2 separate regions of the Homo sapiens genome follow, and region 2 is linked to region 1. Evidence: chromatin contacts called from ENCODE Hi-C data. All regions are on one chromosome and are shown on one strand. The core of a region is the stretch at or near the end of the contact, and the rest is flanking DNA. Distances in the headings are between cores, read along the strand shown.

What was found. Hi-C counts contacts between places; a loop is a spot of excess contacts on that map. Pooled maps may share reads with other maps.
Region 2: a map with no recorded cell type shows a loop between it and region 1 (4-fold over the local background). The contact joins the promoter of CSTL1 here to the promoter of LINC00656 in region 1. A Hi-C loop is called at or near these places in 1 of 37 single-sample maps with no recorded cell type and 2 of 50 pooled maps.

What each region holds. Positions count from the first base shown.
Region 1 is chr20:23,128,460-23,135,564 of GRCh38, forward strand. LINC00656 (long intergenic non-protein coding RNA 656) reads right to left here and starts at 4,177. Exons shown (of 4, transcript NR_034149.1): 1 at 4,040-4,177; 2 at 506-706; 3 at 170-270.
Region 2 is chr20:23,436,956-23,444,060 of GRCh38, forward strand. CSTL1 (cystatin like 1) reads left to right here and starts at 2,730. Exons shown (of 4, transcript NM_138283.1): 1 at 2,730-2,851; 2 at 3,189-3,531; 3 at 6,979-7,089. The coding sequence starts at 3,313. RefSeq lists enhancers at 4,969-5,068, 5,471-6,050.

The DNA.
Region 1 (7,105 bases), core at 2,927-5,426:
GGTTATCCCCCTTGCACAGATATATTGAGTCACTTACCCAAGATCACACAGCTAATTAACACCAGCGCCTAATTCAAACTCAGGCAGCCTAGTTCTGAGGCAGCGCTATTCAATCAATATGCACTTAGGGAACAGGCGGCCAGGAAGTGCAGGTGGGCCCCACCCTTACCCCTGCTCTGTGCTGAGGCCGCTGCCGAGCTGTCTATTCAGAGTCAGCTCCTCTGGTGCTGGAAGATGCTGGCACTCAGTGCTCCATCGCCTCTCAGTGAGCTGATCATGACAGGAGAATGACAGAAAATGACCAGGTGTTGCCACCCACCACTGTGAGGCTGGTGGTCCCTGTCCCTTAGAGAGGGCGAGCTGGGCTCATGGGGATGCAGAGGCAGCTGCCCTTTCCCACTGGGTGACCCTGGTGGAAATCTGGGAGCTGAGGGTGTGGACTGCCTGCAGGGAGGCCTCACCTAATACCTCTAATAAAAGCACCCCTCGTGTGCCGGGCACTGACCTGGAAGTTGGAGTGACTCACTTGAGGCACCAGAAATGCTCGCTGCAGTGCAGATGTTAGGACCTGGGTTCAGAAAGCAGATCCCTAAATGAGCCTCTGGGGTCCACGGCTTCTGGTCCACGTGCCCACGGCTTGGTGAGGTCTGGGAGGTCTCCCTGAGGGAGGCAGGACTTGAGTGGGACCGTGAAGGGCAGAAATAACCTGAAAAGTGGGGACAAGGCAGAGGATAGAGAAATGGAGGGAGGGAAGGCCTCCCAGGGCACAGTCCTTCTCGGAGGCCCCGAGACATGCCTTCTCCCCAGTTACCCTCCAATAAAGGGAATGCAGCACCACAAGAAGACTCAGTGGCACCATCCCTGGCTGCAGAGGGGCCACCCAGCTGCTCACGGTGTCCTCACTCCATTCTCATTCTTTGCCTAATGCTGATGTCTCGCATGGAATATTTTTCTTATCTACTTTGATAAGACATGGAGGTCAGAAGAAAATAGTTCTCAAACCAGAGTTGGCCTAAAACACTACACAGGCTGTAAACCACAGATTTCCTTCTGCATACCATCCCTGCTTCCTCTTCCCATCTGACTGTAAGGGAAAGCAGGAACTCCAGAAAGGGGTCTTTGTAACACACTTCCAGGAGATTTTTCTGCAAGTGGTCTCAGGCCACACTTCAGGAAACAGACTCAGACCATCAGCACTGGAAGGAATGGTGGAGTTTGGCCAGCCCAGTGTTTCCAACTGTGCGGATAAGACCCCTGCCGGGATGACCCTGGGAGAAGAGGTGAGGGTGAGCAGGTGCGTGGGTGCAAGGCCCCTTCTCAACCCAGGCAGGTCAATGTTATGTTTATGTGTTTTTATAGGGGCTTCTGGTAGTATTAGGTATAAGAGGGGTTTCAATGCTTTTAAAAAAACAAAAAGGCTGCAAACCACAAATCTCACCCTACAGTGTCACTCATGGACAGGGCCAGCCGGGAGTGTGAGCAAGACACAGGGCCTTGATGTCAGCCAGACTGTGGCCTGGGCAATGGGGTTGAACTTTCCTGAGACTCTGGTCCATAAAAGGCAGATAACACCTTCCACCTTGGCCTCCAGGGGACAACCCATAGGCCCCCCCGGGGTCAGTTCCCTTCCCTAGTCCAGGACCAAAGGGAAGCCATTTCCCAGTTCCTGGCCCAGGCTCAGTCCACCAAGTATGGTGGGAAGGCAGAGGCACGGAAGGCTTTAGCGGTACCCTCCAGGTGTTTGGGGCATAGCTGGGGTACAGCACGCAGCCTGAGCCCTGTTGAGGCTGCTGAGAGCTGACAGAGTGGGCTTTGCAGGGAGACAGACACGGTGGGCATTCTGAGGAGGTGGACTATAGCAGCAGGCGGAAGCAGGGGGCCTGGAACCAGGAGTGGAAGAGCAGAAGAGTTTCGAAGCAGTGCAGCCTTCTGCTGGGTGTTTTGGGTAATTCTGAAGTTGGGCGTGGACAGGAGGGATGCATGAGGCTGGGCACCCCACACAGACATGGGGCCTAAAAATGCTGGGAATGAGAGTCACATCGGAGGACCCTCCACAGCCCCCGGCACTCATCCAGGCAGTGATGCCTCCAGTTCACACCCTGGGTGGGGGGCAAATGTTAGTATCGACCTCCCTGAAAAGTAGCAAGGAAGGCTTTTTTCTTTTTTTTGCCAAAACTTGCATAAGACTTAGAAAGTTCCAAATGGCTCTTCTTGCTTATCCAGCGCTTTTGGCTGCCTGTGACACACTGTCCCTGAAGCACCAAAATTTCATAAGAGCTGAGGATAAAACCCAAAGAGGGCCACTCTCCAAGTCACCCAACATCCCAGACTTCACACTTCACAGGGTGAAAAGAATGTAGTCTTCTAAACATGATGCAAAGGTGTTAGCAAACTCAGAAGGTCTAAGTCACAGCAAGATTTTCTTTTATTCCACTTCCCTGCCAAGGATTTCAGTGGAACAAAATAAACCAGACCTCCAAACAGCACGACTAAGTGTGAAAGATTCAGTTATCTTTAGGTTTCTTCAAGCAGTATTTGGCAAGCCGCTGTTTTTGGATCACGTATTTTCCACAATAAGTCAATAGATATTCCATTCAAAAAAAGAAGCAAAATGAGTTTGAATGTTTTGTCAAATTATGCTTGAGCATAGCTGTATACTTACCCTGGCTTGGCAATTAAAATATTTATTAGCATATTAAATTCACAAACAACTATAAATAAAGAAACCTGGTTTACTTAAAAGCAGTGTTGTCCATTGGAAAACATGGCATCATGCTATGGATTGAGTGCCCTGTGTAATCCGTAGAGAGCTCACTCTGGATGACTTAAGCTATATTTGAGCACTCTGATTTTCCGTATCTTGATCCAGATGTTTGACATCTCAAGAGGCATGGAGGCCTGGTGTGGTGGTTCAGGCCTGTCATCCCAGCAATGTGGGAGGCTGAGGCAGGAGAATGGCTTGAGCCCAGCAGTTTTAGACCAGCCTAGGCAACAACCTGAGATCCCAACTCTACAAAAAATAAAAAAAATCAGCCAGGCGTGGTGCATGTGCCTGTGGTCCCAGCTACACAGGAGGCTGAGGTGGGAGGATCGTTTGATTCTAGGAGGCTGAGGCTGCAATAAGCCATGTTTGCACCACTGCACTCCAGCCTGGGTAACAGAGGGAGACCCTATCTTTAAAAAAAATTATAATGAAAAATAAAAAAATAATTTAAAAAAGGGCATGGTGTAGCCTGTGCTACTGAAGGGTCCTTTATCTCTGTCAGCCATTCCTAAAGTCCACTAGAGAATAACAAAATATTCTTTTTCCACCAATTGGTATTTATTTCTGTGATAACTGAAGAATTCCGCCACACAAGCATCACCCGGGTCAGCTGCCACAGACAGTGACCATATTTGTGAGGCTTACATGGTGACCAGGAGCTTAAATTGACCTCAGACCTCAAGAATCTCCTGATAATCTGACCACGATTAAAACGTGGCCCACAATCCTTTCAGCACGTGAAATGACTGGCCAGGCTTTCCAAGAATCCCAAAGACTTCAGCCCAAACAAGAAGCTGACCTCTTAGACCAGCAGCAGATCATCCTACCGCGGCCCTTTTCCTTATTTGTTAAGGCCCCGCTTCTTGTCATTATATCGTCAGCACGATTATTCGGTGTGTTTTCTGGTTGTGTGGTTTATGCACTATTTATTTCCTGATTCTTATCTTTTTCTCCAAGAATAGCAGCACAGACATCAAGTCAATTTCAGCATGGATTTATTCTGCCTGGAAGGTGGGTCCCAGTCACACTAGTACAGAGGTGACAAAATCATGTGTGTCCAGCAACTAAGTCCGCAACGCAGTCCCATTTAGTCCTCAGGGAGCTCATATGGCAGAAGGACTTGTTTCCCAGGAGAGGGCCGGGGCCTGGAGCAGGCTGATGGATTGCTCCTCCAGCAGCTGCAGAACTGGGCCTAGGACCGGGGCTCACTCTACCACTCATCTGCCCCGTCTCCATTAGCACCTAGCCTCAGAACAGCATTTATGAAGCACTTACCACACATACCCAGGAAAGGCTCGTGTTCTGCAGTGGTTACCTTACAATTCAGAATGAACTTTGAACAAATCCCTGAAGACAACGAGGCTGGCCGTGGATGTGCAGCTGCCTTGCGCCTTAGTGTGTCATCTGTAAAATGAGGTAATAGCAACGTATGTCTCATGGGTTACTACTGTCAGAGTCAAATGAGGTAATTGTAGGTAACGCCCTTTGCACAGTGTCAGGCACACCATGAGAGCTGGAAAAGCGTTGGCTTTTAACATTCCTCTTATTCTTCCTTTCTGTTTTCTGAATTTCTGGGTTTCATATCGAAGTGTGAAGAGGGATGAGTTTCAAAGGAGGTAGAGAGTCCCTTAAGCTAAAGGTTTTCCTTTGGAGGGCTGGGGGCCAAGAACACGAGAACCTTCTCTATCTGCAGGGCCTGGTCTTGCTTCCACATTGTGGAACCAAGGGCCAGCAGAGAAAGATAGAGACTAACCCCAGCCCCAGGCCCCAGAGGTGGGGGCTCCAGGATCACAAAGACCCCAGCTTGGCTCCGCCTCTCTCTTTCTCAATGCATGAGCAGCAGCACTGAGGGGACTGGGGCTTCCTGGAATTTTAAAAAGGGTTTTTCTAACAATTCCTGGAACTGTGAAGTCAGTGGGGAAGGTCATGGGTGGAGTGAGGTCATGGGCCTAGCTCCAGAAGTGTGCCGACAGATAAGGCGCCTTGGTCTGGGGCTCTCCAGCCTCTAACGCCCAGATGGCTTCCCTCTGGGGCTGCAAAGTTTACAGGAGAGACCAGATGATGGCACTGACAATGGAGGGTGGGTCTCCTCTACACTTCCCACCCCAATAGCTGCCTTTGCCCTAGAGGGGCCCAGACACATTCGTTGGCAGTAAAAGCTTCACCCTCCAGAGCAGAAGGGGAGGCCCACAGGCTTCTCCCTGAACTTCATCATCCCAGTGGATGCAGGGTCGGGGTATTTAGGGCTCTTTTCTAAGGAGCTGCATTAGGATCTCGGCACATTTTTTTCTTTGTTAATTTTGTTTATCTATCAATTCAACTTATTTGGGCTAAGGCCAGAAAAAGATTAGCTGGGATTTAGGGAGCATCCGTATCAGTTTATTGTGACTGTATTATGTAGGCGTCATTGATACGATGCAAACTCACTTTAAATGCCAACAGGCATCAGCAGGTGGAGATAGTAAGGTTAGCGCCCTTCACTAGAAGGCACAGACACTGGTTAGGGAGGGAGGAAGGCAGAGCCAGCAGCCAGCTCCTGTGGTGCCGGTTATCAACCGGTTATCAGATGGGTGCTGTGAGCAACTGATCTCCCTGGCTATGAGTCTGTTCTGGAAAACTGCGGCCTAACCAAGGCTGTCCCGGGCTCTTCCAGCTGCTCAGAGGGAGGGTCCTAAGATCTTACAGACATAGCTAGGTCATGCTTCCCATGTCAATCAGGGCAAACAGAACACACTAACAGTGAACAAGTCCAAGAGGGGATTAAGAAAACAATTCTATTTACAACAGCATCAAAAAGAATAAACATTTGGAAATAAAATTCACCAGCAAGGAGAAAGACTTGGACACCAAAACATTAAAAAAATACCGGCCGGGCGCGGTGGCTCACGCCTGTAATCCCAGCACTTTGGGAGGCCGAGGTGGGCAGATCACAAGGTCAGGAGATCGAGACCACGGTGAAGCCCCGTCTCTACTAAAAATCCAAAAAAATTAGCTGGGCGCGGTGGCGGGCGCCTGTAGTCCCAGCTACTCGGGAGGCTGAGGCCAGAGAATGGCGTGAACCCGGGAGGCGGAGCTTGCAGTGAGCCGAGATCACATCACTGCACTCCAGCCTGGGCGACAGAGTGAGACTCTGTCTCAAAAAAAAAAAAGACCAATGAAATAAATTAAAGAAGAAATAAAGAAATTAAAAGATTTCCTTTGTTCATGAATTGGAAGACTTAATATTGATAATGTGTCAAAACTAACAAGAGTGATCTACAGATGCAATGCAATCTCTATCAAAATCCCAAAGGGATTTGCTGCAGAAATAGCAGGATTCATCCTAAAATTCATATGGAATTTTAAGGGGCCCTGGAGAGCCAAACAATCTTGAGAAAAAAAGAACAAAGTTGGAGGACTCAAACCTCCTGATTTCAAATCATATTACAAAGCTACAGTAGGCAAAACATTGTGGTACTGGAATAAAGACAGATATATAGACCAATGGAATGAAATAGGGGGCCCAGAAATACACCCTTGATTTTCAGCAAGGATGTCAAGACCATTTAATGAAGGAAGGGTAAAATTTTCAACAGATGGTTTGGGAAAATTGGAAATACATATGCAAAAGCAAGAAGTTAGACCTTACCTCATATCATATAAAAAAATTAATTCAAATTGATCAGATGCCTAAACATAAGACATAAAACTATAAAGCTCCTAGAAAAAAACATAGAAGAAAATCTTTATAACATTAGATTTGGCAATGATATAACACCAAAACCAGGTGCTGCAAGAGTAAAAATACTAATAGATAAATTGGACTATATCAAAATTGAAATGTTTTGTGCATCAAAGGACAAAAAATGATAATAAACAATAATAAACAGAGTGAAAAGGCAACCCATTGAATGGGAGAAAATATTACAAATCATATATAGAATAAGGGGTTAATGTCCAGATTATATAAAGAACTCCTGCAACTAAACAACAACAAACAACAACAAAACAATTAAAAAATGTCAAAGGACACGAATAGACATTTCTACAAAGAAGATATACAAAGGGTCAATAAGCACATGAAAAGATGTTCAGCATCACTAATCATTAGGGAAAAGCAAATCAAAACCACACTGAGATACCGCCTCACATCCATTAGGATGGCTACTATTAGACAAACAAACAAAACCCAGGAGTCATAAGTGTTAATGAGCATGTATGGAAATTGGAACCCTTGAGCACCATTGGTAGAACTGTAAAATGGTGAAGCCACTACGGGAAATAATATGGTGGTTCTTAAAAAAATAAAATAAAATTAGAATAAAAGGAAAAGTAGAATTGCCATTTAATCTAGCAATTCCA
Region 2 (7,105 bases), core at 1,480-3,979, 310 kb after region 1:
TCGCCCACACAGCACCCAGCCACGGGTTGATCCAACAGGAATCCCACACTTGCCATCATGCCTGGTCCAGCAGTGGCCTGTTACCAGGTTCAGCTTATGAGACAGGAGGCCCAGTTTGCTGGACTCCTGGGAAACATACTTTTTCTTTCTTTCTTTTTTTTTTTTTTTTTCAGACGGGGTCTTACTCTGCTGGGCAGGCTGGAGTGCAGTGGCACAATCACAGCTCACTGCATTCTAGACCTCCAGGGCTCAAGCGATCCTTTCATCTCAGCCTCCAGAGTTGCTGAGACTACAGGCATGTGCTCCCCGGCTAATTTTTGTGTTTTTTAGTAGAGATGGGGTTTCACCATGTTGGCCAGGCAGGTCTTGAACTCCTGGCCTCATGTGATCTGCCCACCTTGGCCTCCCCAAAGTGTTGGGATTACAGGTGTGAGCCACGGCGCCTGGCCAAATTGCACATATTTAAAGTGTACAATTTGATGAAATTTGTCATACGTATGCACCTGTGGAATTATCACTACAATTCATACAACAGACATATCTATCACCTGAAGTTTTCTCATGCCCTTCTGCAATCCTTCTCTCCTATGCTCCTTATTCCACAGACATGAGCAGACCTCATATTTCCTGTTATTCCATGGTCTAACCAGAGCTCATATTTTTCCCTTCTTTTATTGGCAAGAACAGGGCTCCTATTTGTTATAGCCAGCACTCCTAATTTACTCTTGTTCCACGGAAATACTCAGGCCCCTATTTTTCCATTGTTTCATGGCAGTAACCAGACAACAACTAAGCCCTCTATTTCCCTTTGTTCTGTCGCCCAGGCTGGAGTGCTTGGTGTGATCTCAGCTCACTGCAGCCTCGACCTCTCTTGGGCTCAGGTGATCCTCCCACCTCAGCCTCCAGAGTAGCTGGGACTACAGATGTGGGCCACCATGTCTGGCTAATTTTTGTATTTTCTGTGGAAACGGGGTTTCACCATGTTGCCCAGGCTGGTCTGGAACTCCTGGGCTGAAGCAATCCTCCTAGCCTCAGCCTCCCAGGTGTCAGCCACTATGCTCTGCCCCTATTCCATGCTGTAACCAAGCTCCCTGTCTCCCTTTATACATGTACCTTACCAGAATCATATTTTTTTCCTGATTCCATGTCCACAGAGTCAGAAATCAGCATTTTGCTGACACAAGCTAAGGAACGCCAGTGTGACCTGTTAGGCGCCTCACATCTCTTTCTGTGGCATAGTCAGGGTCTATGTTTTCCTTTTCTTCAATTAAAATTGCCAGTGACTCATTTTCCTCTTTATGGACACAACCAACTCCCATATTTCTTAAGCAGATTTATTGTTTATGCTTTGAGCCCCACATCCATGGGGTTTCTAATATGGCCCACCCAATGTTATTTTTCCTCTCTATGGGCCTCAGCCTGATGGGGGTATCCCAGGTGTCTGGGGCATGCTGAGACGGCACAGGTCTGTGTGGCTTCCCGGATTACTCGGAATCCTTCATTATCTATTCTACAGCAAGTGGCCCTCGGCAGCTCAGGCTCAGGGAATTTCAAATGTATCACCTCCACCGGCTGGACAAGTCCTCTCAAGACAGGCTCTGGGGCCAAGGGAGGATGTTGTGACTGGTGCTAGCAACATTGTCATGATGGAAGGTGGCCTGGCTTCCGGGACATGACAGGCCATGGGTGAAGTGTGGGTTCAGAGTCACAGAAGAATCACGAAGAAGACATTCTTATGCACCTGACACCTGACTTGGGAGCAGGTTCTTTGCCTACATCCAGTTAGTCTCTACCACAATTCAAGTGGAGTCTTTCTCCCCATTCTCATATTACAGGTGAAGAAACCCAGCTTAGGGAGATGAGGTAACTCTCCCAGAGTCCCCAGCGAAGGACTTGAGCCAGGACAGTTGGATCCTAAGTCTCCTGCTTCCCCTCCCTCAGCACGCTACTCCTCACAGAACAACGCTTTATTTAGTTTTGGACATTTTAACCTTTATTTTGGAATAATTTCAGACTTACACAAAGGCTGCAAAAATAGCATAAAGCATTCTCGTATACCCTTCATTCCACTTCCCCAAATGTTAACATATTATACAATCACAGTACAACGGTGAAAACTAGAATATCAACATTCACACAATACTATTAACTAATCTGCAGATTTTATTCACATTTCATCAACTATTCCACTAATGTTTTTTTCTGGTAGGATTCCATTTAAGGTGTTTTTTTTTGTTTGTTTTTTGTTTTTTTTCTGAGACACAGTCTCGCTCTGTCACCTAGGCTGGAGTGCAGCGGCACCCTCCCGGCTCACTTCAGCCTCCACCTCCTGGGTTCAAGTGATTCTCCTGCCTCAGCCTCCCAAGTAACTGGGACTACAGGTACACACCACCACACCCAGCTAATTTTGTATTTTTAGTAGAGATGGGGTTTCACCATGTTGGCCAGGCTGGTCTCGAACTCCTGATCTCTGGTGATTCACCCACCTCAGCCTCCCAAAGTGCTGGGATTACAGGCGTGAGCCACCGCGCCCAGCCAGCAAATGTTTTTAAAATAGGGCATTCATGGGCTTTTGGGGGTAAGTGACACCTAATCTTCAGGGGTCTGCGGATAATTTCTAAATGGGGCTCACAGTTTATTCCTCCCTCATAGGGAGGCTGCAATTACCTCACAAAGCTCCACTAGGGTCACAACAAGATAGCAAAAGCCAGTGCAGGGCCTGCAGGTATAGGGGGATCCTGCAAGCAGAAATCTGTGGTGGGCGGGCGGCAGGTGAGCAAGGAGAACGTGTCTGTAAAGGAAGCACAGGGAACAGGTGGTGGCTTTGTAAGACAGTTGGAACCCAAGGAAGGTAAGAATAATGTACCACTCCTTGCTCCATATGACTGCTTCCTTATATCTCAGTTCAGATATTACCTTCTCCGTAAGGCCGCCTCCCTTCCTGTAAGTGATGCTTCTCTATCTACAACCCCAGCTCTTATTGCAGAGCACTGTAGGGGCTGTTCTGGGGCTTTTCTTCCCTGAGACATGTGAAGGCAGGGAGAGGGGCTTGCACGCCTTAGCAGGTGTTTAAAAATTTTGCTTGCCTGGATCACCAAAGAACTGAATGGGTGGTGTAAATGGGTAGAAAATGAACTGGCTGGAAACTGAGTGACAAGGTTCAGGTCTGAATCTCTGTTTAAATGCAGGCAGGCCATCCCCCAGGAAAGCCTATGTTGGTGAGGGTTATGATGGGAGAATGAGTGAACTGCAGCCTGGCACCACCACACCCTGGAAGGTGCAGTTGGGAAGAAAGTTTCTGAGGCTGTAGACATGGGGATCGGATGCTGGAGAAACCCCCTGCTGCTGCTGATTGCCCTGGTCCTGTCAGCCAAGCTGGGTCACTTCCAAAGGTGGGAGGGCTTCCAGCAGAAGCTCATGAGCAAGAAGAACATGAATTCAACACTCAACTTCTTCATTCAATCCTACAACAATGCCAGCAACGACACCTACTTATATCGAGTCCAGAGGCTAATTCGAAGTCAGATGCAGGTTTGTACCTTGCTCTCCCAAGACATCAGCAGGCCCTGTTCTTGCCAGTTCAGACATGTGAGGATTCTGGGGTAGCTCCCAAGAGAACCAAGTGGTGGTCCTCCGTGAGGTCCCAAGGGGGAAGCATCTTCACTTGTAGCAGGTACATTGTAGAGTTGTTCAGATCCCAGAATGTCCTTAGCCATGCTTCCAAAATGCTTTCCTAAGGACTGGCATGAACTCTAACTCCAATACACTTAGAGGCAAAAGTGTTCACTGAGGATTAAACTCTTTTTTTTTTTTTTTTTGAGATGGAGTTTCGCTCTTGTTGCCCACGCTGGAGTGCAATGGCATGATCTTGGCTCACTGCAACCTCCTCCTCCCAGGTTCAAGTGATTCTCCTGCCTCAGCCTCCCAAGTAGCTGAGATTACAGGTACGTACCACCACACCTGGCTAAATTTTTTGTATTTTTAGTAGAAACCGGTTTTCACCATGTTAGCCAAGCTGGTCTCGAACTCCTGACCTCAGGTGATCTGCCCACCTCGGCCTCCCAAAGTGCCGGAGTTACAGGCGTGAGATACCACGCCCGGCCAGCTCTTTTTCCTTGGGAAGAAATGCCTTTCATTCTGATATTTGACCCTGCCGGAGTGACAGCAAGGATAATTTTGCTCCCTTTAAAGTTCTCATTTGGCAAAATACAAATATTCTCTGTAGGCCTGTAGCCCCCAATATTTTTTCAATGTGTAGGGTTGTAAAATTCAAAACTGGGTGTTCTGTGTTATACAAACTTCAAATTATACAGAGGGTTTATTCTGGAAGTGGAGAGGATGTGAGAGATAGGGTTCAGCCAGATCACCTCACCTTCTGTTTTACATATAAAATTTCTCTGAAATATATCAATTGAAGGATAATAGAAGAAAGAAAAGTTGTTAGGGAACCCCTTTTATTGGTACAACATTTCCTCAAGGTCAGATAATAAACTATACAGTCCCCTTGGTGTCCATGAGGAATTGGTTCCAGGACCCCTCAGGATGCCCACATCCATGGATTCTGAAGTCTTTTATGTAAAATGGAATAGTGTTTCCACATAACCTATGCACATCTTCCCACATATGGTAAATCATTTCTAGATTAATTATAATAAGTGGTACAGTGTAAATGCTATGTAGATAATTATTATACTGTACTGTTTAGGGAATAATTACAAGAAAAAATGTTCAGTATACAGGCAACCATACATTTTTTTTTCCTGAATATTTTGATGCACGGTTGTTTGCATCCACAGATATGGAGCTCGTAAGTACAGAGGGCTGACTGTAGAAGTTGGGGCAGCAACAATGCTACGTCCTAGTTCAATTAGCTAGATTTGGGAAAACACAACTGGCTATGGGAAAGCTCTCTCGCCAGAGAGTAAGGCAGCTGGAACAGAGAGAACCGGCAAGGCGGGAGGGCAGCGTGGGGAGGACCAGTCAGCATAGGTCAAATCCTCATCCCAATGCAGACTGTCCCACAGGCTGGCTCAGTGAGGCACTTCTACCACAAGATGGCGATGTTGCCCATTTGGTTCTTGGTTCTTCCACAATTGGTTAAGACCCCAAGGAGGCTTGCCTTGTGAAATCAATCCATCACCATTAAGTTAGCTGTTAAGGAATAATGATGAGCATTTGATGTCATTCACATTGATAAGCAGACAGAGCAGGCGTGCCTCCTGGTAGCTGGGTGATCTTGGCATGGGCCTCTGGGCACCCCCACACCCATATGACCATTGTGTCTGTCCTTACACCTCACAGAGGGGACAAGAGCAGGCGTGGAGGGCTGCCAGGTGCCTCTGGGGGCTTCACGCCCAGCTCCTCCCAACTGAGGCTCCTGGTCAAGTGACATCCAGACTCTCCAGACCTCAGTTTCTTCACCTGCAAAGTGCCTCAGAATAGGAGGGAAGCACTTAGCACAGTGCCAACATCTGGTAGCACTTATAAAAAATCTTTGCTGTTATTATGACTACTCCTGTCATTATCGAACAAATAAGTCTAATAACGAATAACACTTTGCACACTGGAATGTCAGTTACAGTGATGACGGGTGGTTTAGTTTTTTCTTACATTCTGAGCATGCTGAAAGTCAGTGTGACCGTGCCTGGGGCAGCCCTGCAAATGCCCATGCATGGATGGCCCCCACATGTTTGGGTGCGGGGAGGCTGGTACTGCCCTCAGGTCTAGGCTCCCTGCTGCCCTGTCCCAGTGTTTGCTAAGGGTGTCTTCCTCCCAGGAGCAGTGTGGGCACTCTCTGCCTCAGTCACCACCCCAGAGATGACCAAGCCCTCTCACTGGGCTTGACCAGTGACAGGGCAAGGCAACAGGGAGCTTCCCAGAGCTTCTCCTGCACCGGTGAAGATCCACTAATCCACATATCTACTCAGGAATCCAGCTCAGAACCCGACAGGGAACCGTAACCCCCAAGCTCTCTGTTAGTCTCCCTTCTGGGCGTAGGGCCTCCCTGCCCACAAGGGCTTTTCCAGGCTCCAACCCCTGCAGGCTTCATGGCCTCACACTTGATCACAAGTGAAAGAGCCATGGGGAAATCCCTGGCATGCGTTCTCCATGGCTCGTGTACCCACCATGCCTCCTTCCTTCATTTCTGTACACGCTAGGAGGAAACTGGCATTATTCTCCTCATTTCCTAGATGAGGAAACTGAGATTCAGTAAAATTTACAGAGTCTGCAGGGGGTAAAGCCAGATTTTGTGTTCTGTCACTCTCCTAACACTGAATCTGCTTCAAAGTAACACTGCAGACACTTTGCTAAAAGATGTAATAACTTATAATTATGAAAATATTTAAAATTTATTTTATGCATTCAGGGAAATGCAAGCTTCCATTTAGCCCACATAACAACTCCAGAAGCAGGCACAATTGTGGTTTGTAGTTTGTAAGTGAAAAAGCTGAGGATGCTAAGTAACTTGCTCAAGGTCACAGTCACTAAATGGAAAATGCATGCCCCAAATCAATTCGATTCCAAAACTGTTTTTAACTGTATTGCTAAGCTGCCTTCCACTAGGTTGGTCAGGAAGGATAGTAGAGACAGAGGAAATGGCAGAAGGGACTGGGGGGGTGGGGACAAGATGCTGGCTCTGTTGCATTTTGAAGGCCACATCTGCCAGCCTGGGAGTGGCCTGTGGTGGCCAGGCAACCCAGCTTGATGTTGCCTCTTCTGTCCTGAGGATGGAACAGAGGCAGGTGAGAAGCTTTCTGTGGCTGCTGCAGCAAAACCAACCTATGACCAGGGGCTTTGGCTGCCATTGCCCTCCCTCCAGCCAGAAGTAAGGAGAAGGGAGCCATGCTTTTGGTGGGTAAGCTCCGCGAACAAGAACTGTGGCCCTGGGAGCTTTACTCTCAGTCCTAGCTTCTCCAGGAGAGGGTCAGCCACTGGATGCTTGGAGTCCACACTAACAGCACAACTGATTCTCGGCAGCTGACGACGGGAGTGGAGTATATAGTCACTGTGAAGATTGGCTGGACCAAATGCAAGAGGAATGACACGAGCAATTCTTCCTGCCCCCTGCAAAGCAAGAAGCTGAGAAAGGTGTGTAGTGGAAGTC